Linked DNA regions of Mus musculus: region 2 is linked to region 1. A link is a loop called in an ENCODE intact Hi-C map of the cell type or tissue named here. Cell type or tissue: gastrocnemius. All regions are shown on one strand.

Region 1 (4,000 bases):
CTTACCAAGAGCTTTTCTTCAAGCAGATGTTGGTCACTCCCTTGACCAGGATAGCAGCATCCGTCTCCAAATCTCACACCTGTTTGTTTGTTTGTTTGTTTGTTTTGGGTGAAGGGGGCCTAAAAGAAAGCAGTGCTAAGTAAAGTATGCTAACATAACGTTTCTGGTCTTAGATTTGGCAAGATGACACAGTTTCTGCCTCCCAACCTTCTGGCCCTTTTTGCACCCCGAGATCCCATCCCATACCTGCCACCCCTGGAAAAGCTGCCACATGAAAAACACCATAACCAACCTTACTGTGGCATTGCACCATACATCCGAGAGTTTGAGGTGAGCATGTTGGGAGGGAGGGTTTAGCTCTGGATGGGGCAGGCTACCCTGAGGCATTCGGCTTCAAAACAGTTTTAGTTGTGTGGTTCACACATGTGGCTTTTACGTTTTCTGATCATGTTTTGTGCTTTTGTGTGCATTTTAATTTTTTTAATTATACTTTTGTATATGTGGGTGTATGTGCAAATCTGTGAATGTCGGAGGACAGCTTGAAAGAGGCCATTCTCTCCATCTTGTGGGTCCAAGAGATGAAGCCTAGGTTGTCAGGCGTGGCTGCAAGAGCCTTAGCCTGCAGAACCATAGTGCTAACCTCTTTTCGTTGAGTTTTGAGATACGGTTTTGCTGTGTAGCTTAGATCTTATGGCAGTCCTTTCTCAGTCATGTAAATGCTGCATGTAATGGGTGTGTGCTTCCAGGAGCGGCTCATTTCCTTGTAGGGTTAAGAATATCTTTTGTATGGATGTGGTAGTCCCTAGCCCAAGTGATTGGCCAAATTGGTTACATTGGCAATTGTGTCTCCACCCTGACTCCTAAGTCCCCAGACAGGGTTTCTCTGTGTAGCCCTGGCTGTTCTGGAACTCACTCTGTAGACCAGGCTGGCCTCAAACTCAAGAGATCTGCTTGCCTTTGCCTCTCCAGGGTTAGGTGATCCACCTCTGTCGATTTTGTTTTGTTTGTGGGTTGTTGTTGTTTTGACTCTTTGGCTGGGGGGTGGGGGGAATACATTCTTTCATGGTCTTGTAGATTTCTCCTTGTCACTAAGGCTAAACTTGAACTCTTGATGCTTACTGTACTCAAAGAGTTAGAATTATAAGTATCTGCCACTAACCCAGAAAACATAATGTTTAACGCATTGGTTAGGTTGGCCTTTAGCAAGAGGTAGCAGTAAGATGAAACCAGTAGAGAGCTGAGTCACAGAATTTATGTTAAAGGGTTTGGAATAAGGCAGTAAATATCAATGCTTGTCAATGTAGTTACTGTTTTTTTGTCTTTAAGAGGACAAGGTTGCGTAGACAATATGATTTAGCAGTAAAAGGTGATTGCTGCCAAGAAATCCGAGTTCTGTTCCTAGAATCCACAATATGGAAGGAGAGGGTATGCTCTAGCATGCTGTCCTCTGATCTCTATGTGCACAGTGATACGCACATACATCCTTAGCTAAATAAACAAACAGATAAATAAATAATGTAAAAGTAAGGTTATTTTTAGAAGAGGATAGTGTTTACTAGTGCTGAACACTATAGCATCTTGCAGTGCTCACAGCTGGGAGCTAGGGGTTTGGCTCTACTTGCTGAGTACATATGACTTAATCTGAGTCACTTGAGCTTCTTGGAGTCAGTTCTTTTATGCAGAAAGTTTGTCATGCCCACCTTCAGAGCAAACCTAAGGAATACTGCCATATAACCACAAGTCTTAGGAGGAACATTCTGATATTGAGTAGGAAAAGCAGAATTTACTAGATAACAGAAAGGTGATTCTTTAGTAATATTTGTCTGCCTACCTTGGTAAACCTCTACTTGAGAAATGTTATTATACAATAAATATTTAATTTAATGGATATAGCTCAGGGGTACCCTTTTTGCAGGTCATGTGCCAATTAGCATTTAATGATAGCCTGGAGAGGTATCATTTTATGACTTGCTATGTCTTTGCAGATTGTCTTGCTTTGGAGGTCTGCCCTGTCCACCATTATTTCAGGCATATTTCTAGCTTTTGGCTGTCTGTAAATCATATTTGGAACTGTGGAAAGTGACAGGATTCTTGGCTATGGAAGGAACTATGCAGCTTTGGTATTATATTTTACAGCTATGACATCTACATCATGTCAAATGGCTATAGGCATTTAGACTGATGTTCTTTTTTTTTTTTTTACCCTGTCCTGAGCTTGCTCTGTAGACCAGGCTGGACTCCCATTCAGAGATCAGCCTGCCAGTTCTCTCAAGTGCTGGTAAAGGTGTGTGCTACCATTGCCCAGAAATTGATGCTTTTGGTAAATACAAAGAAATTGTTTCTGTTTATTTTTTTTTTAAAGACCTTCAAAAATCAGACAGGTTTGTTTGTTTGTTGGTTTTTTAAAAATTATGCGTAGTAGACATAAAGTTACTTGGACTGGGCAGAAGTTTCTGAACACTGGAGGTGTCTCTGTGACTATGCCGCAGGTGTGCGGCAGCCTGGTCAGCATTGGTCCTTGGAGTATACCCAATCTGGACCACTCCTCCCCTTTATAGGGAACTTCTGGCATTTGTGTTGGGAAGGTGTATGAGAGAGTCTTTGTTGTGGTACGCCTTGCTATTCCATCAGCATTCCTTCCCTGTCACCTTTCTTGTTTCTAGGACCCTCGAGATGCTCCTCCTCCAACAAGAGCAGAAACCCGGGAAGAACGCATGGAGAGAAAGGTATGCTGTTTTTACCTCTGAGTCTTTTGGGTTGGCTTGTTGTATTTTTTTAGCTACTTTTTTCCAGATGGTCCCTGAAATGAAGATACTTCTGGGTACACTTACTTTACTTCTTTTTTCTACTGGCAGAGACGGGAAAAAATTGAACGGCGACAGCAGGAAGTGGAGACAGAGCTGAAAATGTGTAAGGTTCTCCCTCCTAGCAATCTTCCCCTTCAGTCTCATTTTCATCCTCTTCCCAGGTCACTTGTGGGGCTCTTCTCTTGGGAGCTTGAGAAGCAGAGTTGGGGTCACTTTCCTAGCAACCACTTGCACTGCACTTGGATTGGCCTTTGTGGGTTGTCCTGGTGATTTGTATTTTGATGTTAATTCTTTTTCCCCTACAAGCAATTGATCTCTTGTGAACCTTCTCCCCAGCTTTAACTAGTCAGTAAAGGCTAGAGCCTGTGATTGGGCAGTTGAGGAGAAAGGTGGGATGGGAGGTCTTTGACGGTGGGGGCAGGTAGAGAGGAAAAGAGGACGAGGACTGAAGAAGAGGAGGAAGCTATGATGGAGCAGAGCCATATATTGCCAGTAGTGAGGGGTCTTAAACCTGGGGAACAAGTTAGTGTAGTGTTAGGTCTGCCTGATCTAGGCTTATAGCTTATAATTATAAGAACTGGATTGTATACCAGCTTATTGGGGTCAGAAATTATAACAACACCAGGGTTTCCTTTTTACATTTTTTTTAAGATTTATTTATTTATTTATTTATTATATGTAAGTACACTGTAGCTGTCTTCAGACACTCCAGAAGAGGGCATCAGATTTCGTTACGGATGGTTGTGAGCCACCATGTGGTTGCTGGGATTTGAACTCTGGACCTTCAGAAGAGCAGTCGGCGCTCTTAACCACTGAGCCATCTCTCCAGCCCCCATTTCTTTCTTTAAAAAAAAAAAGATTTATTTATTTTATGTATACAGGTACACTGTATCTGTCTTCACACACCCCAGAAGAGTGTGTCAGAACTCATTACGGATGGTTGTGAGCCACCATGTGGTTACTGGGATTTGAACTCAAGACCTTCGGAAGAGCATTCAGTACTCTTACCTGTTGAACCATCTCTCCAGCCCCCCTTTTTACATTTCTTGTATGTTTTATTAATTTTTCTTATATATGTATGAGAGTATTAGAAAAGGGCATAGAATTCCCTGTAACTGCAGTTGGACAGTTATGACTTGTTTTGCAGCAGCTGGGAATCAAACTCCAGCCTTCTGGAAGAGCAACCAGTGCTC
Region 2 (4,000 bases), 52 kb after region 1:
TAAGTCCCTGCCCCGGAGGGGAAGGCTGCAGCGTGGAGCTCAGCTGTTCCTAGTTCTTGTGTTCATAGTGACTTAGTGTGTGTTGTGGGGGGTGGGGGGGACAACAAAGTGGAGGCCCTCAGTGTCTACCTCCAGCCTGGTGCACGGGCTATCATTCCATGCCTGTGGGTTGCTCGGAAGCTGGGGACTGTGGGATTGCTGAAGCCAGAAGGAACTGCCCGGTGATGTGAGGGTCTGCATTGAGAGATTGGGGAAGAGGGCTGCCTGCACCATTCAGGGGCTTGGCACAGTGTCAGCTGTGCTAGTTATGGTGGCCTCGAGGTGGGCCAGGCCAGTGCGAGGTGGGGAAGACACAATACACCGTGGCCTGGAGAAGAGAGACACAGGGTGCCTGACTTGAGCTTGCCAGGGGTGGAGGCACCCAGTTGAGCTTTGGTCTGTTTCCTTGCCCTAAAACTGCAAAAGGCTTGTCTCATAGCCATATCCTATACAGGACTGTTTGAACTAGTATTTTCCGTGTAGTGCAGCAGTGATGTCTGTGGGTGGCAAGAGAGCCACGCTGAAGCCCTGACGTTCTGGGTGTAGTCATGTTTGGGCGGAGTGGATGCGGACCTTCAGGGCTGGGGGTGGGGGCAGCTGGTGGAGCCCTTGCCTAGAATAGAGTCTTAGGTTCCAGCACCAGCCTGGAATATGGGGTACACATCTGTAACCCAGCACCCAAAAGGGTGGAGGCAGGGGGATCTAGAGTCGAAGGTCATTCTCAGCTTCACCCGAAGTTTGAAGCTAGCCTGGGCTACATGAGACCCTCATCTGGTCCAGCGTTCCCAGTGGTGGGGCCAGATTGTTCTGTGGTGGGGAGAGAACTAATTGGGATGGGGGCTGAATTATATCCTTTCCCTATACATATGGGAAGGGACAAGAGGGCCTGACCCCTTCCCTCACCTGCCCATGGCCCCAGATCCTGGCATATGGCGACATGAACCACGAGTGGGTGGGGAACGACTGGCTGCCCAGCCTTGGGCTGCCCCAGTACCGAAGCTACTTCATGGAGTCGCTAGTTGATGCGCGGATGTTGGACCATTTGAACAAGAAGGAACTGCGAGGCCAACTCAAGATGGTGGACAGCTTCCACAGGTGGGGGCTGCCTGGCCAATGAGAACAGCCCAAGGGGAAGAAGTCACACCCCTAGAGAGGCTTTGACCAATAGGAAGTCCCATCAAATTTTCTCTTGGTGCGCCTTGAACCAAAGATGGGTGGTTCATAGAAAAACCGATATCTGATGTGGTCCTGGTGATCTGCTACTGGGGGAGGCCGGAGGACTGCAAGTTTGAGGTTAGCTTGGGCTACAGAGTGAGTTTTAGTCCAGGAAGCGTTAAAAGATCTTGGAGAGAGAGGGAGACAGAGAGAGAAACAGTAACCAGTAGGCACTGGGGATTTGTGCCTTTGCCTAGTATGGATAACACACACACACACAGACACACAGACACACACAGACACACACAGACACACACACACACACACAGACACACACACACACACACACACACACACACACACACACACTCCCGGGAGGGAGGAAGGGAGGGAGGAAAGGAGGGAGGGAGGGAGTTCTATAAGAACAACAATAGTGGCCATGGGAAGACTCCTAGGTGATTCAGTTTCTCCCACTGCTCAGGGTTAGTCTGCACTATGGTATTATGTGCCTGAAGCGGCTCAACTATGACCGGAAGGACCTGGAGCGGAGGAGGGAAGAAAGCCAGACCCAAATCAGAGGTGAGGTCCCCCGGGGGCCATGTGGACGTGGAGAGACAAACTGGAAGATGGAAAGCCTGAGAAACCAAGAACTACTGGAAACAGGGTGGAACCACCCTGGGGGCGTGGCTAGATAATAAACTGAGTGTGATGTTATGTAGACTAGCTGGGCATGGCCACTGGGGCGCGCTATCACGCAAGGGGTGGAGCCGGAAATAGGGGCTTGGCTAAGAGAGAATATGAACCTGTTCTCTAGGAGGCGCTGTTCCCAGAAATATTGAGTAGAACCAGTGTGGAGAGTAGCTAGGGAGGGAAAAGGGAGTAACAAGCCTAGTTGGCCAGAAGATGAGGGATGGAGCCAGCATAGAGATTTAGCTAGGCATGGAAATGAGGGTGGAGTTAGGCCAATTTGGCAAGGCTGGCCGCTGGGAGGTGCACAGTTAAGAGTCCCTTTCTTCTCCAGACGTGATGGTGTGGTCCAACGAACGGGTCATGGGTTGGGTGTCTGGTCTTGGCCTGAAGGAATTTGCTACGAATCTCACGGAGAGTGGGGTGCACGGCGCACTGTTGGCTCTGGATGAAACCTTCGACTACTCCGATCTGGCCTTGCTTCTACAGATACCTACGCAGAATGCACAAGTGAGCTTTGGCTGGTCCTCAAACATGCTGGGCACCCCCACCTGTATGCTCCAACTAACCTCTTTCCCCTTTTCTTTTCCAGGCTCGGCAACTGCTGGAGAAAGAATTCAGTAACCTCATCTCCTTAGGCACAGACAGACGGCTGGATGAGGTGGGCGTGGCAATGAGGTCTAGTTTCCCAAGTTGCACTTACAGATCAGCGCTGAAGGGGTGGGGCTTGGCATTGCCAACCAATTGTGATTGGATGCTGAATTTAGCGAGGGTCACGATTAATGGGAACTTGTGCCCGCCTCCCTCACCTTGGCTCCTCTTGTACATCTAGGACAGTGCCAAGTCCTTCAGCCGCTCCCCATCCTGGAGGAAGATGTTCCGCGAGAAGGACCTCCGGGGTGTAACCCCCGATTCAGCCGAGATGTTACCCCCCAACTTTCGCTCAGCTGCCGCAGGAGCCCTAGGCTCTCCCGGGCTTCCTCTCCGCAAACTGCAGCCTGAAGGTAAGGGACTCTTAAAAGTAACAGTCCAGATCTTGTTCACCTTCCATCTATCTGGTCTAGCCTACCTGCCTGGGCTACAGGAGAGTTCAAGACAGTCAGGGCTGCTTAGTGAGATTGCTTCCAAAAGTAAAAAGAAGGCTGGACATGTAGCTCACTGGTGAAGGAACCGCCTAGAATCCCACAATGAGAAACTGTGGGTGTGTGGCTCAGTGGAGGGCTTTTGACTAGCAATTCCGTGGCCAATCTCCAGTATTGGGGGATTTCTTGGGGGAGACTAGGGTAGTTCCAGGTTAAAGCGCTGTTACTCTCTCCAGGCCAGACTTCTGGGAGTTCGCGAGCAGATGGTGTTTCGGTCCGGACTTACTCCTGCTAGTGTGCACCTCCAGGTGAGTACTCTGCTAGGTGATTTTGGGGGGTTCAGGGTGGTACAACGGGAACGCGGGATGGCGTGCCAGATGGTTCCCACTCTGTGAACTGTCTGACCTCAATGAAAGTGACCTCATTCTCACTCCTATGAAGACCCCTCCGAAGGCTGGGCCGTTTTCCCTCCTTTCCAGAGCATTGTCTAGCAGGAGACCGCCGTGAGGGAGCTCGCCCTACGGACTGCACCACCTATACATACCAGCCGGGTGTGCGTGTTCCCGCCTCCCAAATGGACTGGGCCTGGACCAAACCATAAGAAATGGACTGAAAGGGGGCAGCCGAAGAAGAGGACAGGAAGAAATCCCACCCCAAACTTCCGTCTCCCTTTTCTCAACTTTGTAATTTATTGATGATCCGTTTCGAATGGGAGTCAGGCGCCCTGCACCTGCGGAAAGGGGGCGGGGCTTCCCTCTCGGGCCGCATGCGGGGAGATGCCACCCCTCCCCTTTCTATTGCCCAGTCGCGGGGCCCAAGTCTTCCTTCTCCGTCCGCTAGGAGGGGAGGGGAGACTCGCTGCTACAAGCCTCGCCCCATTCCCCAGCCCCGTGCCACTCAGTCCTGCCCCGCTGCGTCTTGTCGCCAGTCCTCCGGGTCATCTGCAAGCGGGGTTCCCTGACCCTCCCCCCTGTCTCGTGTTCCCCGGGGCCTCCCCGCCCCCGTGCTATGGCGGTGTCTGTGCCCAAGGGTCAGGG

The links. Peaks named below come from ENCODE experiments on the same cell type or tissue, not always from the same donor. Only the 100,000 strongest peaks of a DNase experiment are listed, where the experiment ranks them.
Region 2: a loop joins it to region 1, with 5 times the contacts of the local background. A loop is called at or near these places in 1 of 42 quality-filtered maps.

What each region holds. Positions count from the first base shown.
Region 1 is chr7:45,390,989-45,394,988 of GRCm38, reverse strand. Snrnp70 (small nuclear ribonucleoprotein 70 (U1)) reads left to right here. Exons shown (of 10, transcript NM_009224.5): 2 at 174-330; 3 at 2,664-2,726; 4 at 2,856-2,910. The coding sequence starts at 184. Among named protein-coding and RNA genes, the nearest start is that of Snrnp70, 2.8 kb to the left of the region's middle. In gastrocnemius, no CTCF peak of the experiment used is centred here; no DNase peak of the experiment used is centred here; H3K4me3 peaks cover 1,699 bases; H3K27ac peaks cover 2,255 bases.
Region 2 is chr7:45,339,460-45,343,459 of GRCm38, reverse strand. It overlaps Ppfia3 (protein tyrosine phosphatase, receptor type, f polypeptide (PTPRF), interacting protein (liprin), alpha 3), which reads left to right. Exons shown (of 30, transcript NM_029741.2): 24 at 959-1,134; 25 at 1,676-1,773; 26 at 2,216-2,391; 27 at 2,474-2,542; 28 at 2,714-2,885; 29 at 3,200-3,271; 30 at 3,443-4,000. The coding sequence ends at 3,258. Among named protein-coding and RNA genes, the nearest start is that of Hrc, 6.2 kb to the right of the region's middle. In gastrocnemius, CTCF peaks have their summits at 1,969 and 3,780; DNase peaks (open chromatin) are centred at 2,124, 2,626, 3,531, 3,775 and 1 more place; H3K4me3 peaks cover 1,883 bases; H3K27ac peaks cover 1,730 bases.